2 separate regions of the Homo sapiens genome follow, and region 2 is linked to region 1. Evidence: chromatin contacts called from ENCODE Hi-C data. All regions are on one chromosome and are shown on one strand. Each heading gives the region's core, a stretch centred on a gene start or an enhancer-like site at or near the end of the contact. The rest is flanking DNA. Distances are from core to core; before and after follow the strand shown. Region 1 holds the start of CCDC190 (coiled-coil domain containing 190). Region 2 has its middle 48 kb from the start of CCDC190.

Evidence for each region. Hi-C counts contacts between places; a loop is a spot of excess contacts on that map. Pooled maps may share reads with other maps.
Region 2: a loop to region 1 is called in a map of PC-9, with 2.8 times the contacts of the local background. The contact joins the enhancer-like site here to the promoter of CCDC190 in region 1. A Hi-C loop is called at or near these places in 6 of 168 maps with a recorded cell type or tissue (K562, PC-3, PC-9 and 3 more) and 2 of 50 pooled maps.

Annotation. Positions count from the first base shown.
Region 1 is chr1:162,859,600-162,863,256 of GRCh38, reverse strand. CCDC190 (coiled-coil domain containing 190) reads left to right here and starts at 2,082. Exons shown (of 4, transcript NM_001394065.1): 1 at 2,082-2,249; 2 at 3,599-3,657. The coding sequence starts at 3,611.
Region 2 is chr1:162,906,870-162,910,526 of GRCh38, reverse strand. No RefSeq gene overlaps it. Among named protein-coding and RNA genes, the nearest start is that of CCDC190, 48 kb to the right of the region's middle. Within about 2 kb of position 1,591, at least 4 of the 41 ENCODE cell types and tissues checked have a DNase peak (open chromatin) inside an H3K27ac peak, as active enhancers do; they include PC-3, PC-9 and mammary epithelial cell, where a contact is called at or near this core.

The sequences.
Region 1 (3,657 bases), core at 833-3,332:
TTTGATTCCAGATGTGTTTTGACTACAAAAGGGTGTGACTCCATGTAAAACAGAGAGAATTATAGAAAACTACACGGATGTGCATTAAAAATATATTCTGTAAAATTGTATTTTAATCAAAATCACTTTACTGAACAGTTTGAACTATTTCTTTCTCTGGTGGTGGAAGCAAGAACATGATCTGAGAATGATAGCTTTATACTTTCAATCACTATCTTCGCTGATTTTCTTTCTTGTTCCTTAATGATATCCTGGGCAAATTCTACACATTTCTTGCCATTTTGTTTATTAAAAAAAAAAAAGTCCATTCCACTTTGAAGCTCCAGTTTCACATATAATTTAAACTCCTCACTGGACTCCAGGAAGTTTGGAGATGGGAAAGGAGGATTATCTGCTCTATCATTCTTCCTTCTCCAACCCTTGGAGTGGAAAAGGCATGATCTTTTTATATACCTCCTCTCCCTTGTCTTTTCAACACTAACCATTTTAAGGTCATGGGCTAGGAGAGAATAGAGGAGGCAGAGATCTTCCTATATAACTGCCACATTTGTGATGCTAAGGCATGACTGGTATTTTCCTATCTATTCTTGTGTTCCTATGTTCCCATAGATAGATATTCCTGTCTATTCTTTGTGTTCTCGTGTCCTCTGCTTTCGAGATGTGTGGTTTTATGAGGGAGTTCATCTGCACTCACATCCCTTCTGTCTCTGCCTCCTTCTGGCCCTGCCTGTGATTCTATTTCCCCTCCAGATGAAGCACTGTCTTCCAAGAAGAGCAATGTGATGACTATGCCATGGTTTCCGCCACCTCATATAACCCCTCTGCTCCCTCCCATGGAGCCAGGTCCTCTCTGGCATTCTCAGAGGGCTGAGAGTAACTAGGATGGCTTTGGCCACCATTCTTTTCCTAGGCACTCCACACTAAGGCTCCTTCTTGCCCTTTAGCCATAGATTATTTCTGCAAGCTTTTCCTCTTCAGTTCCCTCTCAAAATGCCATGCAGGAACCAAGCTTTTCTAAGAAATCCCTCACTATCATCAGCTATAGTGGCAACAAAGGGATGGAATGGGGGCTGCTCTATTGTTCTGCAGTCAGCAAGCCTCTAGCTGGGGGTACAATCCCGATCCTGGTCTCTCCTTGTGTGGCATCTCATTCTCCCAGATAATTTTCTTGGAATCCCACCTCATTCATTTAAATTCTGGAGGTGAGGGAATTACCTCATGAGAAAGGATGGGAAAGGAACTACCTCCCACTGAGAAAATAGCATGCTCCTCTTCCTCCCTGCCACCCCTCGTAATCTCTTTATAATTATTTATTTGCTGGGCAGTGATTGTGGTTAGTAGGGCCTGTTTAGCTGCCTGCCTCTCAGTAAACTCTGGGGGGATTATCAGGCCCCAGTGTTGGCAGCTCTATTTAGACTGTGGCATATCAGTGCGTCTTATTTTCAGACGAAGCTCCAAGGCAACAGTAAAAATCCCACTCAGTATCTTGTTATATAAACAATAGCTCTGCTCAACCTTCTACGGTAGCTGTTCAAAATATGGGCACAAAAGTTGATTTTAATTTTACTTTGCTTAGTGCTGTTTTCACCACTTTGAAAATCTTGATAAGCACCGAAGTGCTCTGAGCATGTGGAAAGGCCTGGGGAAGGTCAGTACGGTGTGCAATAACACATAATAAACAAATTAACTTCTCTCCTGCACGAAGTGTGAACAGTCATGACAGAAAAAACGGTGCTTTCTTTTGAGGCTGACCTGGTTTTCAAGAAGTAGGAATGAAGGTTAGGGAAGGGAGGTATGACAAAGAGAGAAAAAAAAAAAATGGAGAGAAACGAGGAAAGGGTAGGAGAGAGAGAGATTGAGAACACAGTTACACACTCCTTGCTTTCATTCCTGGCTCCCATGGACACAGCCGAGAAGGAGCACTGTGGGCCCCTCTAGGGACAGGCTAGAAGCTGGCAGGCTTCTTTTACCCACAGAGCTATTTAGAGCTCTGGCCTCTCCAGCAGGGATTGGTGCCATGGCCCAAGGAGCTAGCATTCCTGACCAGGGGAGGTAGGGAGGGACGAAGAGAGCTTTCAAGTGTATTTAACATTCTCCTCGCAGCCCTCTCCAATGGTCTCCCTCTATCCTTTCTCCAAACACCAAACTCCTAAGTTTACTGAAGAAAAATAAGCTCATTAATCAAGACTCAGTCTGACATAGCAAAAGAAACAAGACATAGTCTCATGGTGAAAACTCTGGATTTGGAGGTAAGTTCTACTGGCCCTGTTCTTTAATAAAAGTTTAGTTATACTTTAGACTCTAAAACAAGTGCCTTAAAATGTATTTCTTTCCCATGTCCTGACCTTATCTTCCTTTTTAATGTTAAGCTTTTTTTCTGTATTATAATCACCAAACCTCGGCCGAGTGTGGTGGCTCATGCCTGTAATCCCAGCACTTTGGGAGGCTGAGGCGGGCAGATCACAAGGTCAGGAGTTTGAGACTAGCCTGGCCAATATGGTGAAACCCCACCTCAACTAAAAATATAAAAAGTTAGCCAGGCGTGGTGGTGCAGGCCTGTAGTCCAAGCTACAAGGGAGGTTGAGGCAGGAGAATCGGTTGAACCCAGGAGGTAGAGGTTGCAGTGAGCTGAGATCGCGCCACTGCACTCCAGCCTGGGCAACAGAGTGAGACTCTGTCTCAAAAAAAAAAAAATCACCAAACCTTTTATTGACAGCAATCTGTTTATATCCTGAGCACATGTTGTGCTCTTAGCTCTGAGAAAAGTATTATAGAGACTCAAAGGAGAGAAAAATGTGTCCCTACTTAGCGCTATTTAGAGGAGAAAGAAGTAGGTGTGGGCTTAGACATCAGGGTACATGGAGGGAGGAGAGCATCTAAAGTCTGAGAAGATGGGTGAGGATGAGAAGAGGAGCTTTCGCCCAGTCTAAGCAGCTTCCCCAGTGTTGCCCAGACTACTCATCGTGGATGCTGTTCTACTTTATAATCAGGATACCCCAATCTTCCACTTTTCGAGAAAGCCCCTTGAGAGTAGGAACTGGGCCTCATTCACCATTACTCTTAGCTTTTAGCATAGCACCTGGCATACAGTAGGATTACAGGCTGAATGAACCTACGCATATGTGAATTAATGAACTGGCAGGGTGTGGGAAGGAATGGCCGTGTCCTAAGTTCCTAAATCCTCTCCAGACCTCTGAGCAGTCTCTTTGGGAGCCTTTAAGAAACAGTAAAAGAGGCTTTTCTTATTGGGTAAATAATGCCTTATATATGTAGACTGCCTTTTTTTTTTTTTTCCAAAGAGTTGTTCTTACACTTCTCACTTGATCTTCTTGGAAATCTGACTGGGATCTGTGTTGGGGGAGCCTATTGTATTGTATCACTATTTTATTGACAGGGAGGCTGAGGCTCAGAGGAATGACTACCCTCAATCCTTCTGTGTTACTCTGGAAACTCATTTAACAATAGTGTGATTTCATCTGACTAGGCACCTGTGGTTTCAGAAATACACAGGTTCTACCACTGATCTCTGATTAAAAGCCGGGGTCAGTATCCCAGTCTTCCATTTATCAGGTTATTTGTGATACCTTATTGTCTCTAGACCATAAAGAAGATGGAGAGGCACATGGTCAGGGGACAATTGTATAAGCATTTTGATTT
Region 2 (3,657 bases), core at 342-2,841, 48 kb before region 1:
GAACAAAGAATACAACTTTTTGAGGCATGAAAGAGAAACACAGGACAGGGTATGGAGAGGGGAGGCACAGAGCTTCCATGCCACACTGGGCATGCAAATTTCTCAGCTTCTTGATGTGTTCACTAATCTGGAAACTCTCTGAACCTCATCATTTAGAATAGCTTATGGAGGTTTCATTACATAGGCACGACTGATTAAATCATAGTCTGTGATTAAATTGCTATTGATGATTAACTCAGTCTCTAGTCCTTCTTTTCTCCCTGGAGTTTGGAGTATGGGGCTGAAACTTCTAAAACTTGGCTTTTCTGGAGACCAGCTCCCTTCCTGAAGCTATCTAGTGGCCTTCCAAGAAGAGTCACCTCATTAGAACAAAAGACAGTTCAAAATCCATATCGCTTAAAGAATTCCAAGAGTCTTAGAAGCTCTGTGCCAGAAACTGGGGACAAAGGCTAAACATCTTTCTTATTATGCCACAGGGACCCTTTATAATAATAAAAATCAACTCATCAAGTGGAGATAACAATCATAAACACCAATAAACTTAGCTACTGTAGCAAAAACTATAGAATTAAAGAGCAAAATAGGCACAATTCAATGATAATAGATATTTGAATACCCCACTTTCTTTTTTTTTTTTTTTTTTTGAGATGGAGTGTCACTCTGGCACCCAGGCTGGAGTGCAGTGGCACGTTCTCAGCTCACTGCAAGCTCCACCTCCCAGGTTCACACCATTCTCCTGCCTCAGCCTCCCAAGTAGCTGGGACTACAGGCGCCCACTACCACGCCCGGCTAATTTTTTGTATTTTTAGTAGAGACGGGGTTTCACCGTGTTAGCCAGGATGGTCTTGATCTCCTGACCTCGTGATCCGCCCACCTCAGCCTCCTAAAGTGCAGGGATTACAGGCGTGAGCCACCACGCCGGGCCTGAATACCCCACTTTCAATAACGGATAGAACAAGCAGAAAGAAAACCAACAAGGAAATAGAATACTTGAACACTTACATAAACCAACAAGACCTAATAGACATCTACTGAGCACTCCACCCAACAACGGCAGAACATACAATCTCCTCAAGTGCAGCAGAGCATTATCCAGGAGAAACCATATGTTAGACCATAAAATAAGTCTCAATACATTTTTTTAAAACCCTGAAATCATACAAAGTATATTCTCAGGCCACAATAGAATGAAATTATAAACAGAAGGAAATTTTGGAAATCCACGACATGAGAAAATTAAACAACACACTCCTAACCAAAAGGCTAAAGAAGAAATCACAAGGGAATTACAAAAACTGCACATATCATTTTTTCTTACATTACATTGGCAAGAATTTAGACACATGGCAACACCATGGTCATGTATGGCCTGGAGGTGTCTTTATTCTGAAAAGTCATATAAAAAATGCAGCTCATGTTATAGTGGAAGAATAAGGGGACAGATACTGGGGGCTATGTATCAATCTCTGCCACATATGGTTGCTGTGGGAACAAAATAGAATAACATGTGAGCAAGACCTTTGCCATTCATAAACCATTATACAAATGTGAGTCATTATTATTTCACATTTGGTCAGGTTGAGAGGGACTCAGGCCATCTACAAGGCTGACTCAATCACTAAGTGAAAAAATGTTTTAAAAAACAGTCTGTGGATTTGAATTCAGCGTTTACTGGCCAAGGTTTCAAGCTCTCAGTGCAAGCACAGAAGAATATTTCTCCACGAAATTGATTAGAGAATAAAGAAGAGCCTCTTGCTTCTAACAAGTTGCCCTAAAACCTAGGTCCTCTGGTCACTGGCTCCCTGGGAGCTGGGAGTCTCTCCACAGCAGTTGCAGTTGTGGGCATTGCCAAGCACTGGGGGATTTGAAAAATCCACGTTCTTTCTCTCTGATAAACTCATTTTAATTGAACATGGTCATGCTTCCTAATTCTTCTAGAAGCTTTTAGGCAATTTCACTTTGTGCAAAAGAGAAGCAAGGAATATAGGTGACATAGAATTGAATTTTAAAAAGTCCTAGCCTATTGATTTATAATGCAGGCAGAGACTGGAGCACCTACGAAGTCTAATCACGGACCCATGACATCAGATTGAAGTAAACAAGCCATAAAACACCCTCTTTCTAAATCTGGTGTCCACAAAGCTCTGCTGACAGAGGGGTTAAGAAACAACCTGAATTACAATATCAGAGTTCAAAAGAGTTTCTATATATTAGAGAAACAACAAAAAATAAATAATGTGCTTCTTCCCAGAATTTCTCACTAAGGTATCCTTATAAAAATAAAGCACAATACCTAATATTCCTGTCATGTGACCTGTTATGCTCACCACAACCTAGAAATTTCTTTGGAGTCGATGTTATGTTATAAAACTGTATGTGAATTTTGCATTTAGCTTTAAAATATTTCTGTGTTGGTCTTCATGTTAAAATAGTATTTTAAATTACTTACCTTAAAATAACAATGATATTCCAAGGAGAATCGCCACTTGTAAATATGGCTACAGTACCCCATACAACATTGCACTCCCCTTGTAGAACTCATGGGGTAGGGCAGTGCCAGCGCTTGTGCAGTATTTCCTTACAGGTACCACACACAGGCCAAAAGGATCTCTGTTCTTGCTGCACCTCTAGCATTGTTTCTCTTCTGATGTGAGATTCATATTGAAAATGCTAGTTTTGCCTGAAGATTGTGTTACGAGGTACTCACATCAGAGCCTTGTGTTGATTGTCTGGGACAGCACATCCTCCTGGTCTATTTTGTTCACTGATATGTCCTAAGTGCCTGGAACAGTGTTGGAGACATGGTAGGTACTCTATTAATATTTGTTGGATGGCATATCATCTAGGGATCTCATTTGTCAGCCTTTTAGTCTATTAAATAAAGAAGGTATCTGATAGTACAAAATAAAATATTTAATGAAAGCTATTATTTATTGGGTGCTTTTTTGGTGCCAGGCATGTAAATACATTTCAACTCTACAAGAGATTTTTTGGGTCCACCTTTTACAGAGGAGGAAAATGGGTTCAGAAGGATTCAGTAACTTGTTCCAAGCCACATAATTAATAAGAGACCTTTCTAAAATTAATTCCTTTTCCATTAGGCCTCATTGACTCCTACCTTCAGAAGGGTACCCACTTTTAAGGCCAGTGATAGAAAAAAACCCTTTGCTCCTATGAGACGTCTCAAGGGCTTGATCCAAAGTGGTTTTGGAATTTGAATATCTAACACCTAGTCTGGTCTACCTGGCGTGCATCCACACCTCATTCATCTCAGGAATATTGTTCTGTGCTGTTCAGTGCTATAGTCTCTAACCACGTATGTGGCTAATGAGCAACTGAAATGTGGCTAGTCCTAACTGAGATGTGGAGTAAGTGTAGATTACATACCAGATTTCAAAAACTTAGTATGAAAAGAATAATATAAAATATCTCAATAATTTTCATATTGATGAATGTTGAAATTACAGTATATTATTAAAATTAATTTTCATTGTTTCTTCTTTTTTGTCTTGTGGCTACTAGAAATTTTAAAATTAGATGTATGGCTTGCTTGATATTCCTGTTGGATAGTGCTACTACAGCTTTTTAGTCCAATTCAATGTTCATTGTCTAGGCACCAAGCTACAAATAGAGGGGACACACACAAAATGCACAAGC